Linked DNA regions of Homo sapiens: region 2 is linked to region 1. A link is a contact called in ENCODE Hi-C or POLR2A ChIA-PET data. All regions are on one chromosome and are shown on one strand. Each heading gives the region's core, a stretch centred on a gene start or an enhancer-like site at or near the end of the contact. The rest is flanking DNA. Distances are from core to core; before and after follow the strand shown.

What was found. A loop is a pair of places that touch in the nucleus more often than their neighbours do. ChIA-PET counts read pairs that join two places held with the same protein, here RNA polymerase II (POLR2A). Pooled maps may share reads with other maps.
Region 2: a map of ascending aorta shows a loop between it and region 1 (4-fold over the local background). The contact joins two enhancer-like sites. A Hi-C loop is called at or near these places in 4 of 168 maps with a recorded cell type or tissue (aorta, ascending aorta, endothelial cell of hepatic sinusoid and 1 more) and 3 of 50 pooled maps. POLR2A ChIA-PET finds 5 or more read pairs at or near these places in 10 of 52 experiments (GM12878, H1, MCF 10A and 6 more).

What each region holds. Positions count from the first base shown.
Region 1 is chr12:19,366,823-19,373,828 of GRCh38, forward strand. PLEKHA5 (pleckstrin homology domain containing A5) reads left to right here. Exons shown (of 32, transcript NM_001256470.2): 31 at 2,871-2,976. The coding sequence ends at 2,965. Among named protein-coding and RNA genes, the nearest start is that of AEBP2, 69 kb to the right of the region's middle. Within about 2 kb of position 2,954, at least 4 of the 41 ENCODE cell types and tissues checked have a DNase peak (open chromatin) inside an H3K27ac peak, as active enhancers do; they include ascending aorta, where a contact is called at or near this core.
Region 2 is chr12:19,405,274-19,412,279 of GRCh38, forward strand. It overlaps a transcript of AEBP2 not described here. Among named protein-coding and RNA genes, the nearest start is that of AEBP2, 31 kb to the right of the region's middle. RefSeq lists enhancers at 2,759-3,259, 5,296-6,188. Within about 2 kb of position 4,347, at least 3 of the 41 ENCODE cell types and tissues checked have a DNase peak (open chromatin) inside an H3K27ac peak, as active enhancers do; they include ascending aorta, where a contact is called at or near this core.

The DNA of each region.
Region 1 (7,006 bases), core at 1,704-4,203:
CTTCAATTGTAGAAAATTATTATCCATGGCATTTTAAAAAAAACAAGTTGTTCTGTGCTCTATTCTCTCATATTTTTTGGACTCTTCACAAATCTTTTCTTTTTTTTTCCTGGAGGCAGAGTACTCCCTCTGTTGCCAGCGCTGGAGTGCAGTGGCGCTATCTTGGCTCACTGCAACCTCTGCCTCCCTAGTAGCTGGGACTACAGGTGTGTGCCACCACACCCGGCTAATTTTTTGTATTTGTAGTACAGATGGGGGTTACTATGTTGGCCAGGCTGGTCTGGAACTCCTGACCTCCAGTGATCAGCGCGCCTCAACCTCCCAAAGTGCTGGGATTACAGGCATAAGCCACCATGCCCGGCCCTTTTACTCTTTTTCTTTATGATTTTTTGGGAACAGGGATGGGAATTAGTGCATATTATCGCTTTGCTTCTTCTTTTTTTTTTTTTTTTTTTTTTTTTGAAGCTCTTTCACCCAGGCTGGAGTGATGTGGCGTGATCTCAGCTCACTGCAATCTCCACCTCCCAGGTTCAAGCGATTCTCCTGCCTCAGCCTCCCAAGTAGCTGGGATTATAGGTGCCCACCACCACGCCCAGCTAATTTTTGTATTTTTGTAGAGGCAGGGTCTCGCCATGTTGGCCAGGCTGGTCTTGAACTCCTGACCTCAGGTGATCCACCCACCTCAGCTTCCCAAAGTGCTAGGATTACAGGCGTGAGCCACCATGCCCAGCCAGCTTTGCTTCTTTTTTATTTTATTTTATTTTATTTTATTTTTGAGATGGAGTCTTGCTCTGTTGCCCAGGCTGGAGTGCAGTGGCGCGATCTCCACTCACTGCAAGCTCCGCCTCCTGGGTTCATGCCATTCTTCTGCCTCAGCCTCCTGAGTAGCTGGGACTGTAGGTGTCCGTCACCACGCCTGGCTAATTTTTTGTATTTTTTTTTTTTTTAGTAGAGATAGGGTTTCACTGTTAGCCAGGTTGGTCTCAATCTCCTGGCCTCGTGATCCGCCCGCCTCGGCCTCCCAAAGTGCTGGGATTATAGGCATGAGCCACTGCGCCCGGCCCAGCTTTGCTTCTTGTAGTCCATAAGTAAAAAACCATTCCTACAAAACCCCGCCACCACTCCTGCCCTTTTGCAGAAGAGTAAGAAACAATGAAATTCAAGTATTCAGGACCATTCTTCTTAGGAAAAGCATGGGGTTCTGGGCAGAACATCTTCCGTATCTTATATAAATATAACGTGTATGTTATAAATTTAAATAAAATAAACTTTATTTAATTTACTTATTTAAAATAAATTATAAATTTATATTACCAGTCATGTTCCCTTGTAACAAATACTAAGCACTGCCTTTTCCTTTGCCTCTGTCACTTACAAGGCAGTATGAGCTGGGTGCAGTGGCTCACGCCTATAATCTCAGCACTTTCGGAAGCCAAGGCAGGAGTATTGCTTGAGCTCAGGAGTTCAAGACCAGCCTAGGCAATGTAACAAGACAACGTTTCTACTAAAAATAATGCTTTTAAAAAATTAGCCGGATGGGATGGCACTATAGACCCAGCTTCTCAGGAGGCTGAGGTAGGAGGATCACCTGAGCCCAGGAGGTTGAGGCTACAATGAGCTGTGTGACTGCATTACTGCTTTCCAGCCTGAGCAACAGAGCAAGACCCTGTCTCAAAAAATAAATAAATAGCCAGGCACAGTGGCTCACGCCTATAATCCCAGCACTTTGGGAGACTGAGGCAGGTGGATCACCTGAGGTTTGGAGTTCGAGACCAGCCTGACCAACATGGAGAAACCCCGTCTCTACTAAAAATACAAAATTAGCCAGGCATGGTGGCCATGCCTGTAATCCCAGCTACTCAGGAGGCTGAGGCAGGAGAATCGCTTGAACTTGGGAGGCAGAGGTTGTGATGAGCCGAGATCACGCCACTGCACTCCAGCCTGGGCAACAAAGAGCGAAATTCTGTCTCTAAATAAATGAATAAGGTAGTGTGCACAGGAGGTCTCACTTGTTAAAAAAAAAATTGTCACTGGCCAGTTTTGGTTATTATGCAGCAGGTCTGGATCAAAGTGTTATGATAGTATTAAAACCACAACATTTAAATCATCCATAGTATTTAGCTGCATAGAACTAAAAAAAGTTCCAACAGAAAATTAACCTCAAAGCAGAAAAAAAAAATGTAAAGTATTTTTTTTGTTTGTTTGTTTTTTGTTGTTGTTGTTGTTGTTTGAGACAAAGTCTTGCTCTCTTGCCCAGGCTAGAGTACAGTGGTACAATCTCAGCTCATTGCAGCCTCTGGCTCTTGGGTTCAAGCATTTCTCCTACCCCGGCCTCCTAAGTAGCTAGGACTACAGGCACGAGCTACCATGTCTGACTAATTTTTGTATTTTTAGTAGAGTCGGGGTTTCACCATGTTGGCCTGGCTGGTCTCGAACTCCTGACCTCAAATGATCCGCCTGCCTCGGCCTCCCAAAGTGGTGGGATTACAGACATGAGCCACCACGCCCAGCCAAAAAAAAAAAAATTTTTAAGTAGTTGTCAGGAAATATTTTATACTGAATAATTAGATTGCAAATTAGAAAATAACAGGCTGGGCACATAATCCCAACACTTCGGGAGACCAAGATGGGAGGATTGCATGATGCCAGGAGTTCAAGACCAGCCTGGTCAACATGGTGAGACCCCATCTCAATTAATAAAAATTTGTTTTTAATTATTTAAAAAGAAAAAATCACAATAGAACCAAATGTATCTATTACTTCCTTCTCAAAACATGTTCTAATTTTTGTGGGATTACAGCATCAGGATTTACTTCTCCAAATGTGTCTTAAAGATTTTTATCTTCTCCCATTTTCTTTGTGTGTTTTAGTGAAAAGTCTGTCCCCATCTCCTGAGTCCTCGGCATCGCCAGTTCCATCCACTCAGCCGCAGCTCACAGAAGGATCACATTTCATGTGTGTGTAGTCTTAGAAGAAGTACGTCATTTCCCTTTGCATTTGTGCTTTAGTTTTTTACTTGAATTTTATGACTTATCTGTTGGTTTAGTGAATCAAAACTGGGATTAGTTCTGGACTGTACATAGGGATAGTTGGCAGAACAAGTAGGCATATCTTGGAACCAGGGTTGGTAACAGATTGCTAACATTGGCTCCTCTGATGATTTGCTGTGTGACAGCATTTTCTTTGTCTCTTATTTCATCATCCAGAAAAACAACAAAATTTGGAGGGTATGGCCTGTGCCAAGACTTGCAGTGTTGTGCAGCTGTGCTTCTACTTAATGTTCCTTTCCATAGCGACCTGAGAATTTTGTTTAAGTCATTACACGTTGACTATGTAATGCTTTTTACAGTTAGGGTGACATGTCTGCCCACTGGGAGTTTGCTAATTATTGTAAATGACAATGAAATGTTTATGGTACAGCCAACTTGATGGAATATTAAAATCTTTAATGTCTATCTGATATTATTTCTAAGTAATTGAATTCTATTAAGTCAGGGAGGTAATTACTAAAACCATGGATGGTATCAGGGAGAAGAAGGAATCCTTTCTTGAACAATGTTCCTTAGAGCACAGATTTATAATTGAGAATAGTTTCCTGAATTCTTACTTTTAAACTTTCTAGACAATTGCTAATTTTAACCTAGAATTTAGTACTTATAGCGTACTCTAAAAGTTTTTTAACTTTTTATAAAAGCTCTGGTGTAGAGTAAGAATGTTATGCCTTTTTCTGCATTTTCTTTCTCACAGCATCTACCATATCTAGTAAGTTTGGTGCTTTAGGATTACCACCATTTTCTGCTGAACAGCAGCAGAAACATATAGAGACATTATAAGCATTAGTACTAACATCTTTTTGTTTTTTTATTTTCTTGTTTTTTTTATGTTATTTCTTTTTTCAGAGATGTCCCCCATGCTGGAGTGTAGTGGCATAATCACAGCTCACTGCAGCCTTGACCTCCTGGGCTCAAGCAGTCGTCCTGCCTCAGCCTCACAAGTAGCTGGGATCACAAGTGCACGCCACCACACTCGGCTGATATTTCGATTTTCTTATAGAGACAGTCTTACTAAGTTGTCCACGCTGGTCTCAAACTCCTGAATTCAAGCTACCCTCCCACTGCATGAGCCACTGTGCCTAGCCTCTTTGATTTTCACATTCTCAAAATATTTCTTTTATTTTCTCTCCTTTTTTTTTTTTTTTCGAGGCAAGGTCTTACTCTGTCACCCAGGCTGGAGTGCAGTGGTGCAAGATCATGGCTCAATGGCTCACTGAAGGCTGACCTCCCAGGCTCAAGCAATCCTCCCACCTCAGCCCCCTGAGTAGCTGGGACTACAGGTGTATGCCACCATGCCAGGCTAATTGTTTTGCAGAGATGGAGTTTTCACCATGTTGCCCAGGCTGATCTCAAGCTCCTGAGCTCAAGTGATCTGTCCGCCTCAGCCTCCCAAAGTGCTGAGATTACAGGTGTGAGCCACCACACCCAGCCTTTTTTCTTCCTTTTCAAGCATTTTTTAAATTTCACTAGCTTTGGGTACAAGTGGTTTTGGGTTACATGGAAGAATTGTATAGTGGTGAAGTCTGAGATTTTAGTGCACCCATTACCCGAGTAGTGTATGTTGTACCCAATCCTTCACCGACCTTCCACCCTCTCCCTTCTGAGTCTCCAAAGTCCATTATACCACACTGTATGCCTTTGCATACCCATAGTGTAGCTCCAACTTATAAGTGAGAACATATGATATTTGGTTTTCCTTTCCTGAGTTACTTTACTTAGAATAATGGCCTCCAGCTCCATCCAAGTTGCTGCAAAATACATTATTTTGTTCCTTTTTATTGCTGAGTAGTATTCCATGGTGTATATAAACCACATTTTCTTTATCCACTCCTTGGTTGGTGGACTCTTAGGTTGGTTCCATACCCTTGGAGTTGCAAATTGTGCTGCTATAAACATGCATGTGCATGTATCTTTTTTATGTAATGACTTGTTTTCTTTTGGGTCGATACTCAGTAGTGGGATTGCTGGATCAAATGCTGGATCTACTTTTAGTTCTTTAAGGAATCTCCACACTGTTTTCCGTAGTGGTTGTACTAGTTTACATTCCCACCAGCAGTGTAAAAGTGTTTTCTTCTCACCACATCCATACCAACATCTGTTGTTTTTTGACTTTTAAATTATGGCCATTCTTTTTTTTTGTTTTTGAGATGGAGTCTCGCTCTGTCAGCAGGCTGGAGTGCAGTGGCGTGATCTTGGCTCACTGCAACCTCCTCCTCCAGGGTTCAAGTGATTCTCCTGCCTCAGCCTCCCCCGTAGCTGGGACTACAGGCGTGTGCCACCACACCCAGCTAATTTTTGAATTTTTAGTAGAGATGGGGTTTCACCATGTTGGCCAGTATGGTCTCGATCTCTTGACCTCATGATCCGCCCACCTCGGCCTCCCAAAGTGCTGGCGTGACCCACTGCACCCGGCCAATTATGGCCATTCTTGCAGGAATAAGGAGGCATCTCATTGTTGTGTACCTTCTTTTGAGAAATGCCTATTCGCGTCATTTGCCCACTTTTTGATGGGATTATTTGTTTTTGTTTTTTTTTTCTTGCTGATTTGTTTTGAGTTCCTTCCAGATTCTGGATATTAGTCCTTTGTTGGATGCATAGTTTGCAAATATTTCCTCCCATCCTGTTTTCTGGAATCTACTTCCTTTCACACCTTATTGTAGGAACTATAATCTGTGCCCTTTTTTTCAGCCCAAAGTATTTTGTTGTCTTTTCATATTTGTAACTTTTATTTGAGATTATGTCTACCTGGAACCTCAAAGAGGCTTCTGTTTTTGTCAGTTGGTATCTGTGCAGGACTGAAGTGCTTGCTGGAGAGTTACAAATAACCTAACTGTGATAGTCTTACCTGTGTTCTGCCTTTGTCACTTGTGTTTAAGCCTTTTTTCTTTTTTCTTTTTTCTTTTTTTTTTTTTTGTTGAGACCAGGTCTCACCCTGTCACCCACACTGGAGTGCAATGGTGAGATCTTGGAGCCTTGCCCTCCTGGGCTTAAGTGATCCTCCCACGACAGCCTCCCAAGTAGCTGGGACCACACGCCTGTGCCACCAAGCCTGGCTGATTTTTTTGTATTTTTTGTAGAGTAGGGGTTTCACCGTGTTGCCCAGGCTGGTCTCAAACTCCTGAGCTCAAGCGCTCTGCCCGCCTCAATCTCCCAAAGTGCTGAGATTACAAGATTGAGCCATCACGCCTGGCTATGTTTAAACTTTTAATTTAATATGTTTAGAAATGACTGTTGAGGCCAGGTGCGGTAATGCCAGCACTTTGGGAGGCCAGGGCTGGTGGATCACTTGAGGTCGGGAGTTCAGGACCAGCCTGGCCAACATGGTAAAACCCCATCTCTACTTAAAAATACAAAAATTAGCTGGGCATGGTGTCAGGCGCCTGTAATCCCAGCTACCTGGGAGGCTGAGACAGGAGAATCGCTTGAACCTGGGAGGCAGAGGTTGCAGTGAGCCGAGATCACACCATCGCACTCCGGCCTGGGTGACAGAACAAGACTTTGTCTCAAAAAAAAAAAAAAAAATCTGGGTGTGGTGGCCCACACCTGTAATCCCAGCACTTTGGGAGGCCGAGGCAGGCAGATCACCTGGCTCCTGACCAGCGTGACCAACATGGAGAAACCCAGTCTCTACTAAAATTACAAAATTAGCTGGGCGTGGTGGCACATGCCTGTAATCCCAGCTACTTGGGAGGCTGAGGCAGGAGAATCGCTTGAACCCAGAGGCAGTGGTTGCAGTGAGCCGAGGTCGTGCCATTGCACTCCAGCCTGGGCAACAAGAACGAAACTCTGTCTCAAAAAAAAAAAAAAATGGTGACTGTTGCTACTGGTGACGTAATAACACAAAACATAGGAAAAATAAACATTGGACTCATTTGATTTCATCTATGTAAAGACTTGATGACCTCTTAGTAGAAAAATGTATACATTAAGAGCCATTCACATAATATTTTGAT
Region 2 (7,006 bases), core at 3,097-5,596, 40 kb after region 1:
TTATTTACTTCTCAGCACTAGCTAGGTATCTGGAATTGTTATTTTTATTTTATTTACTTATTTTTTTTTTTGAGACGGAGTCTCGCTCTGTCGCCAGGCTGGAGTGCAGTGGCGCGATCTCGGCTCACTGCAACCTCTGACTCCGATTTCAAGCAATTCTCCTGCCTCAGCCTCCTGAGTAGCTGGGACTGACAGGCATGTACCACCATACCCAGCTAATTTTTGTATTTTTAGTACAGACAGGGTTTCACCATGTTGGTCAGGATGGTCTCCATCTCTTGACCTCGTGATCCGCCCACCTCACCCTCCCAAAGTCCTGGGATTACAGGCGTGATCCACTGCGCCCGGCTGGATTTGTTCTTAAAGAAATTCAAGATTTTCCTCTATTTTCATGCTTGTGGCAGGATGGTAGAGAGGTGGGAGGACTGGCAGGCCCCTAACAGGGGTTCCTGCTTCGTCTCACACCCCCATTATGAACATCCCTCACCAGAGGATACATTTATTAAAATCAATGAACCTATAAACCTACATTGATACTTTATCTTTTTTTTTGAGATGGAGTCTGTGTCCCCAGGCTGGAGTACAGTGGGCCATCTCAGCTCACTGCAACCTCCACCTCCCGAGTTCAAGTGATTCTCCTGTGTCAGCCTCCGGAGTAGCTGGGACTACAGATGTGCACCACCATGCCTGGCCAGTTTTTTTTTTTTTTTTCTTTTTTGAGACGGAGTCTCACTCCAGGCTGGAGTGCAGTGGTGCAATCTTGGCTCACTGCAACCTCTGCCTCCCGAGTCAAAGGACTCTCCTGCTTTAGCCTCCCAAGTAGCTGGGATTACAGGAGCCTGCCACCACGCCTGGCTAATTTTTGCATTTTTAGTAGAGATGGGGTTTCACCATATTGGCCAGGCTAGTCTCGAACTTCTGACCTCAAGTGATCCACTGCCTAGGGCTCCCAAAGTGCTGGGATTATAGGCATGAGCCACCACACCCAGCCTACATTGATACATCATTATCACCCAAAGTCCATAGTTTACATTAGGGCTCACTCTTGGCATCATACATTCTGTGGGTTTACAAAAATGTATAATGACATGCATCATGATTATATTATCATACAAAATAGTTTAACTGCACTAACAATCTTCAGATAAATAGACGCACACTTTGGGAGGCCCAGGTGGGTGGATTACCTGAGGTCAGGAGTTCGAGATCAGCCTGACCAATATGATGAAACCCCGTCTCTACTAAAAATACAGAAAATAGCCGAACGTGGTGGCATGCACCTGTAATCCCAGCTTACTCTGGAGGCTGAGACAGGAGAATTCGCTTGAACCCAGGAGGCGGAGGTTGCAGTGAGCTGAGATTGCGCCATTGCACTCCAGCCTGGGCAGCAAGAGCGAAACTCTGTCTCAAAAAAAAAAAAAAATTTTACTGAGGTCTATTTTATCAATTATTTCTCTCACGGATCTTGCCTTTGGTGTTCTATCTAAAAAGTGATCACCAAATTCAAGATCATCTGGATTTTCTCCTATGTTATCTTCTGTGAGCTTTATAGTTTTGCGTTTTACATTTAGGTCTGTGATCCATTTTGAACTAATTTTTGTGAAGGATGTAAGGTCTGTCTAGTTTCATATTTTGCATGTGGATGTCCAGTTGTTCAACAACATTTGTTGAAAAGACTATCTTTTCTCTATTGTATTACCTTTGCTCCTCTGTCAAAGAAATTTTTTACGTTTAAAAAAATGTAAAGATTGGGCATGGTGTCTCACACTTGTAATCTCGGCTACTCAGGAGGCTGAGACAGGAAGATTACTCAAGCCCAATAATTTGAGAACATTATGAACAACATAGCGAAACCCCATCTCTAACAACAAAAAAGAATTAGCCTGGCATGGTGCACACCTGTAGTCCCAGCTACTCCGGAGGCTAAGGTGGGAAGATTATTTGAGCCCAGAAGTTCAACGCAAGGTTGCAGTAAGCTATTGGTACCGCTGCACTTCAGCTCGGGTGACACAGAAAGACCCCATCTCTTTTTTCTTTTTTCTTTTTTTTTTCTTTTGAGATGGAGTCTGGGTCTGTAGCCCGGGCGCAATCTTGGCTCACTGCAACCTCCACCTCCCAGGTCCCAGCTCAAGCAATTCTCCTGCCTCAGCCTCCCAAGTAGCTGGGATTACAGGCGCACGCCACCATGCCCAGTTAATTTCTGTATTTTTAGTAGAGACGGGGTTTCACCATGTTGGCCAGGCAGGTCTTGAACTCCTGACCTCATGATCTGACTGCCTTGGCCTCCCAAAGTGCTGGTATTACAGGCGTGAGCCACTACGCCCAGCCTCCATCTCTTTTTTCTTTTTAGAGACAGGGTCTTACTATGTTGCCCAGGCTGGTCCTGAACTCCTGGGCTCAAGCAATCCTTCTGTCTTGGCCTCCCAAAGTGCTGGGATTACAGGTGTGAGCCACTGAGCCCAGCCGAGCCTATTGCTTAAAAAAGTTAAAAATGGCTGGACGTGGTGGCTTACTCCTGTAATCCCAGTACTTTGGGAGGCCGAGGCGGGCGGGTCACCTGAGGTTGGGAGTTCGAGACCAGCCTGACCAACATGGAGAAACTCCGTCTCTACTGAAAATACAAAAAACTTATCCCGGCTAGGTGGTGCATGCCTGTAATCCCAGCTACTCAGGAGTCTGAGGCAGAAGAATTGCTTGAACCCCGGAGGCGGAGGTTATAGTGAGCTGAGATTGCGCCATTGCACTCCAGCCTGGGCAACAAGAGTGAAACTCTGTCTCAAAAAAAAAAAAAAAGTTTAAAATGTAAGGAAGATGTTTCTGTTAAGCTATGCTGTTCTTTTTGTAAGGATTAAGTTTGGGACTTAGAGAATACGTATGTGTAGCTACTTAAGTATACATAAAATATCTCACCATAACAAAAATACAAAACCAAATTAGAATATTAGTTGTTTTGGAAAGGGAAACTGGGCAGTTGGGAGGCAGAAGTAGAAAGACTTTTCTTGGCCGGGTGTGCTGGCTCATGCCTGTAATCCCAGCACTATGGGAGGCCGAGGTGGACGGATCACCTGAGGTCAGGAGTTCGAGACCAGCCTGGCCAACATGGTGAAACTCTGTCTCTACTATAAATACAACAAAAAATTAGCTGAGCATGGTGGTGCATAGTTACTTGGGAGGCTGAGACAGGAGAATCGCTTGAACCCAGGAGGTGGAAGTTGCGGTGAGCCGAGATTGCACCACTGCGCTCCAGCCTGGGCCACAGAGCAAGAAAAAAAAAAAAAAAGAAAGCGTTTTCTCGTATACACTTTCTGGATTTAATGTGAATGAATCGCCTATTTCAAAAATGCAAGGCCGGGCGCGGTGACTCACACCTAAAATCCCAGCACTTTGGGAGGCCGAGGCAGGTGGATCACGAGGTCAGGAGTTCAAGAGCAGCCTAACCAACGTGGTGAAACCCCGTCTCTACTAAAAAAATGCAAAAAATTAGCTGGGCATGGTGGCGCACACCTGTAATTCCAGCTGCTCAGGAGGCTGAGGTAGGAGAATCGCTTGAACCCGGGAGGCAGAGGTTGCAGTGACCCGAGATCTCGCTACTGCACTCCAGCATGGGTGACAGAGTGAGACTCTGTCTCAAATAAATAAATAAATAAATAAATAAAGTAAAAATAAATAAAGCAAAACAGCAAAAAAAATTTTTTTTTGTTTCTTTTCCGGAAGATATATTTTATGTAAATATAAGCAAACACATATCTATCTTTTTTACCTGGCATAGAGTTTGGCATAGAATCGGGGAAAAATTGGGCAAAGGAAGTCAGGTACCCCCAAAAGAACCCAACTTGACTACAAAAGCTTGCAGCCTTCAACTAGTGATTTTTAATTAGTTTATTTAATTTTGCAACACCAAAACAAAAAAGTTTTTCCTGCATCATTTAATCTACTTGCGTTAGTGTTGCCCTGAGAGGTGGCTGCAAAATCATATTAGTTCAATTACAGAACTTCGCATTATATTAGGCATAACTATTCCCTTTGGGTCCTAATTAAATAAGGTTGAATCAACTTTCTGCCTTCAGCATTTGTGCTAAAAAAAAAAAAAAATCCCTATTGCATTATCCTACATACCCTTGGAAAAATAAAAAAAGAGAGAATGAATATCTTGTCCCAAAGGGTTAAAACCTCAGAATCATATTTTTTTAACTCACTGGAAAATGGCTTCCACATTCCACAGGATAAGGAAGGAAAACTGTGAAATCACTTTGAATGGATTTGTTCAGCAAGGGAAGAGCTGGCTCATTTTCCACGTGGACTGCCAAGTTCACCAGCCGTGGGGGGAAATGATTTTAGTCTTACTTTCTTACTTCACATACATTTTTAAACTGCAGTCTTATGGAAATGAAAATCCCATTTGGAGATCAGATTCTTCAGATGGATTTAATTTATATACCATTTGACCAAGTCAATCAGACCAGCTTAGTGGAAGGCTTTTTTCATTATAATGTCGTGGGCTTTGCCTAGGAATCTTCTTTTCTAAGTTATAGAAAGTCAATTTAGTAAGTACAGCATCTAATTTAGGCTTTGTACTTAATTACCTTGGGACTGCATTAAAACTTTCTTCTGAGCAATAATTACATTGCTTCTCCTTAAAATGCAAACTCTCTGAATCATAGTCTGATTTAACCTTCCAAAAGCTAGAGTTTCCCTAGATTGACTGGTAGCTAAAAATGCTCCAGGGACCTGATTTCAACCCATAGCTTTTTTGTGTAGTAGTTATAAAAGTGCAAAAATGGAGCAGACCAGGGCAAGAAAACAGAACATGTAGGGCTTCTCTCTCAAGAAATTAGACCCTCTCTCACTCTAAGATAGGGCCAGCGCCCTAATCTTCACTGCTCAACCTCCTTTTTCTCATCCCCCGCTATGGTTGTGGAGTATAAATGAATTAATTTACTCTTATCTGACAGAGCTGGAGCCAGTTGGATTTAACAAAAACTGCAAACCAGCACGTGCTCCCACTCTTATATGTGTACCCTGGGGTTCACCGAAGAACTTTCTGCCACTATTCTTTCCCTTCAAGGGAAGCTGGAGTAAACACACCTCCTGCCACTTCATTACATCAGAGGTTTGTCTCTCCCATTAGTAAATCCACAGAGAGTAGGGACTTCCTGTCTGCCAAATGGTGTAGATGGAAGAGATTCAAATATTTGAGACAGAACCTGCATTGCGTCTGGCCCTTTATAGATGTTTTCTCTAGCTGAGACAGCCAATTCGAATACCCTGCGCTCTCCCTAGCTTCCTTGTGCCTCTAGGAACTGCTTCTCCCCTGTTTCGTGACCTTCATCTACCCCCTTCCCCAACCAAAAGATTTTTGTATTCTTTACCAGAGACCCTACAAAATCCTGGTACATAGTAGGTGTTCAGTAATTATTTGTTGAGTAAATTAAAATACTAAATTATGACTATCTAGGACCTGTTTCCCAGGCTTCTGGAAATAATCAGGATGGTTTCAGCCCATGCGGATCTCAGTATCTAAGAATTCGGGAGCAGGAAACATTTGTAAGACCGTTTAATGCTTGAGCTTGAAGAGACCTGTCAGTGAAGTGCTAATAAATGTAAATAGCTGTGTTTGAGGAAGGAGGGACGGCTTAACTTGCATTGCAGGTGCTAAAATGCGTAATTGGTTTTGGGTAAACTAATTTTACTTAAACTAAACTTAACTTCCATATCAATGGCAGAGAAATTGCTGATGTCAGCAATGATTAAGTTCACTGGCTGTGAGGCGGTCACGGCAAAAAAAAACATTCACTGAAAGCTTATAGGGATGTTAACAGATGTGGAACAACACCCATTTTACTGACATAAACTAAAGAAAAGGCAAAGCTATTAGCAAAAGTCACTTGGAAGCTTGGACTACAATTTGAGAGTGGATCTCCTGAAATTATTTAACTCTGTAAAACAAACAAATTAGCCTATTCTCATCTATAATCCTTGTTCACTCTTAGCTGGAGTGTTAGAACAACTATCCAGCTGATTTACTAATTCGCAATATTAAAGGAAGCTTGGTCCAGAGGGAGGATGTAGCTCACTGTTTCAGCCTGGGAACCTCCTCTACCACATCCCGTGCCCTGATGGGGAGACCCAGCCTTGCCAGAGAGCCACACAGACTGAAAATGCAGAGAGAATTTCCTCTTCTGTCTTTGGTTCTTAGCTCTTACTGAGCCAGAGGAGCCCCAGGACATTTTGGCCAGGGCCTTTTTGCATCTCTAAAAGGGGATTTTACAAATTCCTGCTTCTTAGAGTTGGGAGGATTAAATGAGTTAATCCATGTAAAGTTCTCAGAACAGTGCCTGGCACAAGTAAAGACTTATAATACATACTTGTTATTATTACTATGATTATTCTTCTCTCAGGTTCTGGCACATCTAAGACCTCTACAGTGCTGGAACATCGCCCGAAGGAAACACATTCATTCACATTTCTATTAAGCTCTTCCAGGGAAACTAGCATTTAATGAGCAGCAACTATAAGACAGAAAGAAAACACTTGACATAGATTGACTCGTTTACTCCTCATAATAACTCTAAAAATTATTGCGCACATTTTAGAGGTTGGAGAACAGACTCAGACCATGTACAGTGAAGCTCAGAATTTCCTGGCATAAGGCTGGCTTGGAATTGAAAAGGTATGTCTGACTCTAAACTGGGTCCTCATTCACATCACCCACGTGAAAGGCATGAATCACCAGACTCCTGTCCGTAAGTGCTGCGCAGGTTCTGTACTACAAGGGCACTGGTGGAGACAGCAAGGCTGAGTTCTTCTTATTCTGCAGCTGCTCTCAGCAGGGCTGTATCTGTCCGGAGGTAGTGCCTTTTCCAAGTCACACAGAGGTGTTCTGTGGACTCTCAGAGGCCCTGGAATCTTGTATCTTAAGATTCAAAATTGAAGTCACATATGAACACTAGAGCTGATGTGAAGACTGCATATTTTGATTCCCAAAGTTTTTTATTTTTTTAATTTT